Regions from separate parts of the Homo sapiens genome. Here region 2 is linked to region 1. A link is an interaction called in ENCODE POLR2A ChIA-PET data of the cell type or tissue named here. Cell type or tissue: A673. All regions are shown on one strand. Each heading gives the region's core, and the rest is flanking DNA. Links, peaks and the distances in the headings are about the cores only.

The links. ChIA-PET counts read pairs that join two places held together with the same protein. Peaks named below come from ENCODE experiments on the same cell type or tissue, not always from the same donor. Only the 100,000 strongest peaks of a DNase experiment are listed, where the experiment ranks them.
Region 2: POLR2A ChIA-PET joins it to region 1 with 6 read pairs; 3 of 35 experiments call an interaction of 5 or more read pairs at or near these places.

What each region holds. Positions count from the first base shown.
Region 1 is chr9:69,246,907-69,251,291 of GRCh38, reverse strand. TJP2 (tight junction protein 2) reads right to left here. Exons shown (of 23, transcript NM_004817.4): 19 at 3,068-3,280; 20 at 1,807-1,917; 21 at 1-257. Among named protein-coding and RNA genes, the nearest start is that of BANCR, 58 kb to the left of the region's middle. In A673, for the core only: no CTCF peak of the experiment used is centred there; no DNase peak of the experiment used is centred there.
Region 2 is chr9:69,179,001-69,183,393 of GRCh38, reverse strand. The region is part of intron 1 of TJP2 (tight junction protein 2); the gene reads right to left. Among named protein-coding and RNA genes, the nearest start is that of TJP2, 6.9 kb to the right of the region's middle. In A673, for the core only: no CTCF peak of the experiment used is centred there; a DNase peak (open chromatin) is centred at 2,523.

The DNA.
Region 1 (4,385 bases), core at 386-4,385:
TTGACTTTGCCCAGGACTGATTTGGGAGCATTATCTTGCTCCTCACTGCTCTCTCCCACCTCCTCACCCTCTTGAGGAGGGATGGGAGTGGAGGGCTTCAGTATAGACCGCCCAAAGGTAGGTTTTGCTGCAACAGGAGGAGGATAACCTTTGGTAGATGCCCCAGGAGTTTCATTACCAGCAACGGCAGAGGGGTTTGACTTATATTCATAGGATTTGGAGAAGTCATAGGATTCTTCTTTGTTCTGGGTTTTGGCCTGCGGAGAGCAATGACACGTTTTCACCCTGGGCTTTTAAGTTTATTTTCAAATCTATATTAGTGATTTAATACACTCCATTTCCTGATCAGTTTCCAAAGGTGGTCCACAAATACCATTCTGACAAGGAATGTAATACAGCAGGGCAAACAGCCACTGGCCAGGCTTCCTGAGCCCTACCTCCCTTCCTATACTAGTCTATTAGGAATGTCAGGAAGCCAAAAAGGAATAGGGAAAGTGCTGGGAGGGCTGTGATTGCTGGAGGTAAGATCAGACCTGGAATAATTTTGTTCTAGAGGAGATCAGCATCTTGGAGAAGATCTCAGAACAATTCAGGCTTTGGGACTCGAAGAGTGGGCTTCTGAGGTCACTGCTGCACTGAGGGTACATGAGCCGGCCCAGGTGAGACCCATGTCCAGCTGAGGAATGAGACTGGGGTGGGGAGCGAGGAGAGCACTGCTTCACGCTAACAGCCACTTTTCCTTCACACTTCCAGTCTTGCCCGGCTTGCAAATTTTCGCTGATGTATTTTATGAGGTCACTTATTATTACTTAGTACCTATCACATTTACTACTTCTGATGGCTCACACAATCAATTATGGCTTTCTTCTCATCTAAATTATTGAGTTAGGCTGGGCGCAGTGGCTCACGCCTGTAATCCCAGCACTGTGGGAGGCCGAAGTGGGTGGATCACCTGAGGCCAGGAGTTCGAGACCAGCCTGGCCAACATGTCGAAACCCCATCTCTACTAAAAATACAAAAATTAGCTGAATATAGTGGTGCACACCTCTAAGTCCCAGCTACTCGGGAGGCTGAGGCAGGAGAATCACTTGAACCCAGGAGGTGGAGGTTGCAGTGAGCCGAGATTGCACCACTGCACTCCAGCCTGGGCAACAGAGTGAGACTCTGTCTCAAAAAATAGTAATAATAAATAATAAATTATTGAGTTAAATAGGTTTTATTCTGGTATAAGGAAAAACATAGAGTCACAGCTCTGATTCTGACTAAAGGTAAATAATCTTTTGATATAAGCCCTTGTGTCTTTATATTGATTCTGCTCTGGATAATGATTTATTAAACAAATAAGCAGCTCTCTTAATGAGAGGCATTGTAAGCAGTGGTGATGATTATTCTCTTTAGCACATCACCAGTAAGAATTATCTGGTGCATCTAAATCAGACTGGGCAGAAAACTTTAGCTGGACAGCAAAAGAAAAACACGTTCTGCGATTGGTGATTCTGGGTATACAGTACAGTATTTTTCAATCTTTTTCTTTACAATCTTTTTTTAACAAGAAGAGTAAATTAAATAAACACTAACAGTCCTAAAATCATATGCTCTCCTAATATTGCCTTTCCTTCCTTTTTGCCCTTCCCTAATTTGGGAGTTCACCCAACAGGCCAAAAGATAGGCTCTAATAGAGAACACAGTGAGTCAGAACCGTAATTAAACACCATCTCAGTGTGCATGCTCCTCCCTGGCCGTCCAGGAGGCTTCAGAGGCATCTGCTTCCTCTTCCTTCCCATCCTGGGCTTCCCAGCCACGTACCTTGGGCGGCTCTGGCTTGAATGCTGGGGGCGGGCTATTGTCCCTAAGTTGATCGCTGCTAGCAGCCCTCCTCATCTGAGCTCGTGGCTCTGGGCTGGGTTTCCTTATGCTCTACAAGACATAAAGGTTCATTCACAACAAGAACATCCAAGCAGAGAGAACAGAGCACTCGACTGCTTTGGAGGAGTTCTGCAAACTTGAGTAAGTCCAGAAGTTGAGGTTCTGAGCCGGTGCTTCTTTACTGAACAGGCAGAAACCATCACCAAATGCTTCAGACACATTTTTAAAAACTGGCTGCATCCAATGTAGAGTCTCTTCCTTTAAAGCACAATTTTTTAAGAACCCTCCAAAAGTCTAAAATCTCTTGTGTCACTAATATCCATGTCTATAGGCATTTGGAAGTTAATTTATTCTTTACAAGTTGTCTAGCATAAACTAATTTGTTGCTGTGGTAATGGTGTATTTTTCTCCCCCTTCAGTTTGTTGTTGTTGAACTTTTTTTTTTTTTTTTTTTTGGTAGTTCTATTTCATAAAGAAAAAAATCATTTACTGGAATGAGCTAAAATGCTAGAGAGAAATCCACAGCAATAATTATCCAAATATATGAACAATCCCATCTTCAAAGATCATTATTCCAACATTCTCTGAGGTGCAACTAATAATTGCTAACTTGGCTGTGACTTTACAGTGCCTGTCAATGTGATTTCAAGGATCCCATAAGCTATCTAATCACAGTGGATGCACAGTACATGTGATGTGATCAGATGAAGGTTTGATCATGAACTCAATTAAAAAACTGAAATATAAGAGAGAAGGAAACTGATGGGGAAACACTCAAGAGCTTTGGCAAGATTAGAAAGGTTAAAGGCAGGATGGGGAAGAAAAGCAAGGACATCTAAGAGTACAGAGAGAAACCTAATCAAAGGTTACAAGTACATACAACAATACTGCATGGGAAGGAAGGTTCCGCTGGTAATTTGGACAGACGGCACCTAAAGCCATTCTGTTTATCCATCGCACCTGAGGGCATGGGTGTGCGGAGTGCTGACCCCTCAAGCTCTTCTGAAGTCCACCTGCCTGCCCCACTTTCCCACAGACTGCAACCATGCCAGCGTGGACTCAAAGCGAGAGACTCCCTGGAAGTCATCTGCTCCAACCCTTAGGAATGCCTTCCACAGCACCCTGAACACACAGCTGTCCACGAGAGTGCAAGGAAAACACCAGGCTCTCCTGTTCCTGCCCGTGGCCTGCCTCGCCTCACCTCCTCGTGCTGCACCGGCTCCGAGGAGCGGGTGATGGACGACACCAGCGGCTCCTCGGCTGGCTCATCCAGCTCATTGTCAGTGTAGGCGCCTCCTTCACCGTCCGTGTCTTCAAAGTCACTGATGAGGCGGCTGTCGCAACTCAGATAGTCCGCGCCCATGGCGGTTAAGTAGGACATGCGGTCTTCGGGGTCATCATCCATCCCTTCCATCTAGAGGAATTTGTGTTGGACGGTCAGTGGGGTCTGATGTGGCTCCTGGGAGTGGGGACTCAAGAAAATTCCCAAGGACACAGCCAAGCGACTGAAACCTTGATGTGCTCGCCAGGGAAGGCATCTTTTATTTTTCTCCCTGAGATCACTTGGCTTTGGTACAATGTTGATATTATGGTCGTTTTTGTGCAGGAACTCAAATTAGGGGCCCTGCAGCCTATCTGTGCTACCATCCATCCTCCATACCGCGGCTAAGCCACACTTTCTCAGTCTGTCTTGCTTTTCTTCTGAATCCAGCTCCTCTGCAGCCTGTTCTCCTGGTACCACTCTCCTAGTAATATCAACACATTGCACGCTGCCTTGTGCTACACTCACATCCATGCCTCTACAAGATTCTCAGACCCTCAAAGGCAGAAGCTATGTCCTGTTCAACCTGTCCTCCCCAGGGAAGCTTGCATCCCCCTTCCAAACTGGAAGCACTCCATAGATGCCAGATACTTTGACTACACATCTAGTTCTCAAAGAGCAAAACTTAGTCAATTCTGCAACAAAATAGTCACTGTCAAGTCTCACAAAACTACCTCAGTTCAGCTGGTGAACAGGATACTAACACCAAAAGCTTCTAAAATAAAAGCGGCCACAGGTAATAGAATCTCCCTCTCTCCTCCCTGCAGCACAGCTGTGTGTGAGCTATCTCCCCGAGGGAGAAGCGATCCAATTCTAGAGGCCTAGACAAATTCCCTAACGTTCTCATATCACCCATTCAAACTCCCAGAACGATGGCACATTCTCAACCAACCTTATTTTCTAAGTAATTCTAACTCCATTAGCTTTTCTTTTTATTAATGTTTAGCCGTATTCTCCAAGTTGCTCAACCTCACCTCTCATCTGCACTCTAAGTTTCCCACGTCCTTAGTAAGCTGTGGAGCTCAGCATGAGATCTTGTAAGCTCTGATTAGTGTACTTGGAATATAACACTAGTTACTACATTAAAAGTGAAAGGGAAGTGAATGTAGGGCTGCACATGTCACATTCTGCTCTTCTTTTAAAAGTCCCTTCATTTTTATTACTTGGTCAGAGAATTTACGAAATTTCAAACTTGATT
Region 2 (4,393 bases), core at 83-4,082, 68 kb after region 1:
TGTTCCACGGTGAGAGAAGTCAGAAGAGAAGTTCTCTTTTAGGTAGGTGTGGTAATCATTGGAAAAGTGGCAAGAGAGAACCTTCCAGAGTGATGGAAAATTCTAGTTTTTAATCTAGGTGGTAATCATGCAGGTGAATACATTCATGTAAAAATTCACCTACCTCTGGAACTAGAGAGTGATGGTGTTTACAAAATACTGTGAGTGTATTAAATGCCATTGAATTTTATACTTTAAAATGGTTAAAATGGTACACTTAATGTTATGTGTACTTTACCACAATAAATAAAATTCCCTGGCCAGGCACAATGGCTCACGCCTGTAATTCCAGCACTTTGGGAGGCTGAGGCAGGTGGATCACCCGAGATCAGGAGTTCGAGATCAGCCTGACCAACATGAAGAAACCTTGTCTCTACTAAAAAAAAAAAAAATACAAAATTAGCCGGGCATGGTGGTGCGCACCTGTAGTCCCAACTACTCGGGAGGCTGAGGCCGGAGAATTGCTTGAACCTGGAGGGCACAGGTTGTGGTGAGCCGAGATGGCACCACTGCACTTCAGCCTGGGCAACAAGAGTGAAACTCCATCTCAAAAAAAAAAAAAAAAAGAAATTCATCAAGCTCTCTACTTGAGATTTGTGTGTGTGTATATGTATATACATACATATAAATTCAACGAAATTGATAACACAGAAAAAGCTTCATTATCAATAAGCAGACTTGTAACAGAGGTCGTGCCACTGCTTCTACAGGAAAATTTTCTTCATGGAAACATACCAGGCAAATTTTTTTAGCTCTAAGTCTGGCAGATTGAGTCTACCTTTCCTGCCTCTTCCAGATCCTTCACTGCCCAAAGTCATCTGCCAAACTGTGCACTTAAATAGTATAAGTAGACTAAATATTTCTCTCAGACCTTTGATTAAAATTCAATTTAGGCTCAAAACGAACTTGGGGCCTCTTCCTTTCAATGTGTTGCAAACTTGGGGCTTCTTCATTTCAATGTGTTGCCACTTGCCCTTGTTTTTAGGCTTTAACAATAACACCAGAAGGAAACGCACAAATGTTTCCAGCTCCATTTCTGGAAAATTTCAGTGAGTGTCTAAGATGCCACAATGTCTCTCCTCTCTTAAAACTCACCCAGACACTAAACAGACCAGCCCAAGGAAGGCAAAGTGCTCTGCCTGAGGTGACGTTGAAAAACTCCAACATGCCTGAAGTTATGCTGAAACTCAGATGACAGCAGTGATTTTACACCAGTGAACAATGTGGTTTTTTGCAGCAGTGACCAGTAGGCTCATCTTCAACACATTTGTGAAGAACAAATCAGAAAGGGCTCCCAGCTGCAGGCCTGCCCCTCCTTCCAAGCGTATGTCACAGGCAATGAGGCCCGGGGAGAAGTCCATGGGGGTGGAGAGGAAGAGGAAGAGGAAGAAGGATTCTCAAGAAGCTCTGCAAGATGGTTGCAGTTGCTGGCTTAAGCTGCAAAGTAAGGAAGAGAATCCAGCACACGTGGTGCTGGTACATAATTTAAGCTGCAACTGAATAATAGATCTTTCCATCACTTTATGAGCAAAACAACTACCAGCCACTCTTGGACTCTGTCTTTTTAAAAAATGCTTTTCAGAGATAATCCACTGGATCTCTAAAAAAAAAAGAAAGCAAGCAAGCAAACACAAACGTAGTTTAAGGAGCACAAAAACATTTTAAGATGAGAAGAACCAATGGAAATAATTTAGAATGTTCTCTAGGCTTTATACTCAAACTTCAAAACCTTCAGAATCTTAAGCACAAAAGACTTTGAGATGATCAACTGTAACTACTCATTTTCTGATAAAGAAACTGAGAACTAGGCCAGGCGAGGTGGCTCATGCCTATAATCCCAGCACTTCGGGAGGCCAAGGCAGGCGGATCACGAGCTCAGGAGTTCGAGACCAGCCTGGCCAACATGGTGAAGCCCCGTCTCTACCAAAGATACAAAAAATTAGCAGGGTGTGGTGGCGTGTGCCTGTAATCCCAGCTACTTGGGAGGCTGAGGCAGGAGAATCGCTTGAACCTAGGAGGCAGACGTTGCAGTGAGCTGAGATCGGGCCATTGCACTCCAGCCTCAGCGATAGGGCTAGACTCCACCTCAAAAAAAAAAAAAAAAAAAAAAAAAAGAAATTGCAAACTAGAGTCACAAGACAGCAAAAGCCACCCAGCTAATCAGTGGTGCAGCTAATGCTGCTTCCATGCCATTACAAAAATGGTCTAGATGAAATTCTATAATTTTTTTTGGACAAAATTCTCTGGATGAAATTCGCAATTCTAACAAACGATCATCTACTCACTATATAAATGTCAGGAATCCACTGTCCTAATTTCTCAATTAGTCTCTTATTCCTACTAGCTTATACAACAAGCCTGCCCCAAATCAAGTCAGTCCAACGTTTAGTGGATGTGTTGGTGCTCTGTTAGCTTCTGGGGTTACCAAGATGACTCAGACCAGGGAGGGGCTCAGGGCTGATGGGAAGTGATAAGGGCTAGAATAAATACTAGCATGTGCATCCTCACCAATCACAGGCAAGAACACAATTGATTCAGCCAGACTGCAGAAGGGTAACGCAGAAACCAGGCTGCTAAAACTGAGCTCACCAGGAAGTTCCTTCCAAATGATTCATTCCTTTCAAAAACAGAAATGTTTAGTTTTGCTAATTAATTCCCTCAAATAATTTCATCTGCTTTGCCATATATACCTAGGAACAGTCTTCCAAGGACTGAGAGCAGAATGATTGTCTCTCGAAGCCTACATTACTTACTCCTATTCCCATTGTAGAGCTCCACCCAGGGTCTCAGGTGTGCTCAGCTTTAGTAGGCATCAAAGAAACACAACCTAGAACTCGGAACACTTCCTTTAATACTCTGAAAACAAATGACTCTCAACAAATGGAAAAAAATGGCCCCAAGTGGAACATTATTTCCCCCTCAGAAGAACCTAGAAGGTCCTTGAAGCTACATGTCCTGGAAGAGTTAATTCCTACTGATGACTAGAAAGTACTGTTTTCTCTGTTTACCTTCAACTCAAGTGACAAAATCCAAAGTATCTGCAATGTTCTCACGTCTCCACCAAAGCTTTTAATACGATGGCAAAGGCATAACTGGATTTTAGTCACATTCTATTCATTACAGCCATAACTGTTACCTACCAGTAAGAATAACTATTCTAATAACTCTCTCCCACAATGGGTTACAAACATTCCCTCCAAATGCCTGACTTGTCACTAACTCGTGTGTTTAGTACCATAGTTATATAGGGTATCTATAATATAGAGCATACTGTAAAGTTTCCAAAGATGATACCATGTTTTCTCTGTGAACATAATGCATATATTTAATATGGCTGATTAAAGTCTACAATAGAAATAATAATTACCACACTAATTAATTCTGAAGTCCATGTTCACATACACATATAGGTAAAATTTAGTGAACATGTGTACTCAAGAATGTGACATAAGATCCTTGCCATGATTAAAGGTATGATTCGAAATCTTTTGGTCAGCCTAACTTACTAAAACACAAATATTTGATTCATGGAAGATCCATTAAGAGATTCACTTTCAGCCGGGCGCGGTGGCTCACACCTCTAATCCCAGCACTTTGGGAGGCCGAGGCGGGTGGATCACGAGGTCAGGAGATCAAGACCATCCTGGCTAACATGGTGAAACCCCGTCTCTACTAAAAATACAAAAAATTAGCCGGGCGTGGTGGCGGGCGCCTGTAGTCCCAGCTACTGGGGAGGCTGAATGGCGTGAACCCGGGAGGTGGAGCTTGCAGTGAGCCGAGATCGCACCACTGCATTCCAGCCTGGGCGACAGAGGGAGACTCCGTCTCAAAAAAAAAAAAAAAGAAAGAAAAAGAAAAAAGTAACTTACTTTCACCACCACCGCTGTTACTGCACCCCCATACAGTAACTGTAGGAAAACAAAATAGAAACCATAACCACTGATATTCTAATTGAGCTAAAAGGTAAAATAAACATTCATTATAACAAAATGTATCTGACTATGGTCTGCAATATACAATGGTGTGTAAATGGTTAAGGAAAGCTACATTACGTTTTTCAGGTTAAAAAACCTGATTTAACTTTAACCATCTGGCAGAGGCACTAAACAAACATCTGTGCTGATTTTAAATGACTAAAGTACAAGTTACTAATTGAAAGCTTAGGATTTCTCATAAATGGTGTGAACACACACATCACTAGAGAGTCTACTGAAACAGTATTTTCTCTTCTCCTTGATTCATTCGCCTGCCATGAGCATGCATCTCTCTAGGTCAAAGCAGGGATACTTGTTTTCTACCTCAAGGCTTCCTGTTCCTACGAAAATCCTTGTTAAAGCCTATTTTACAGACCAAT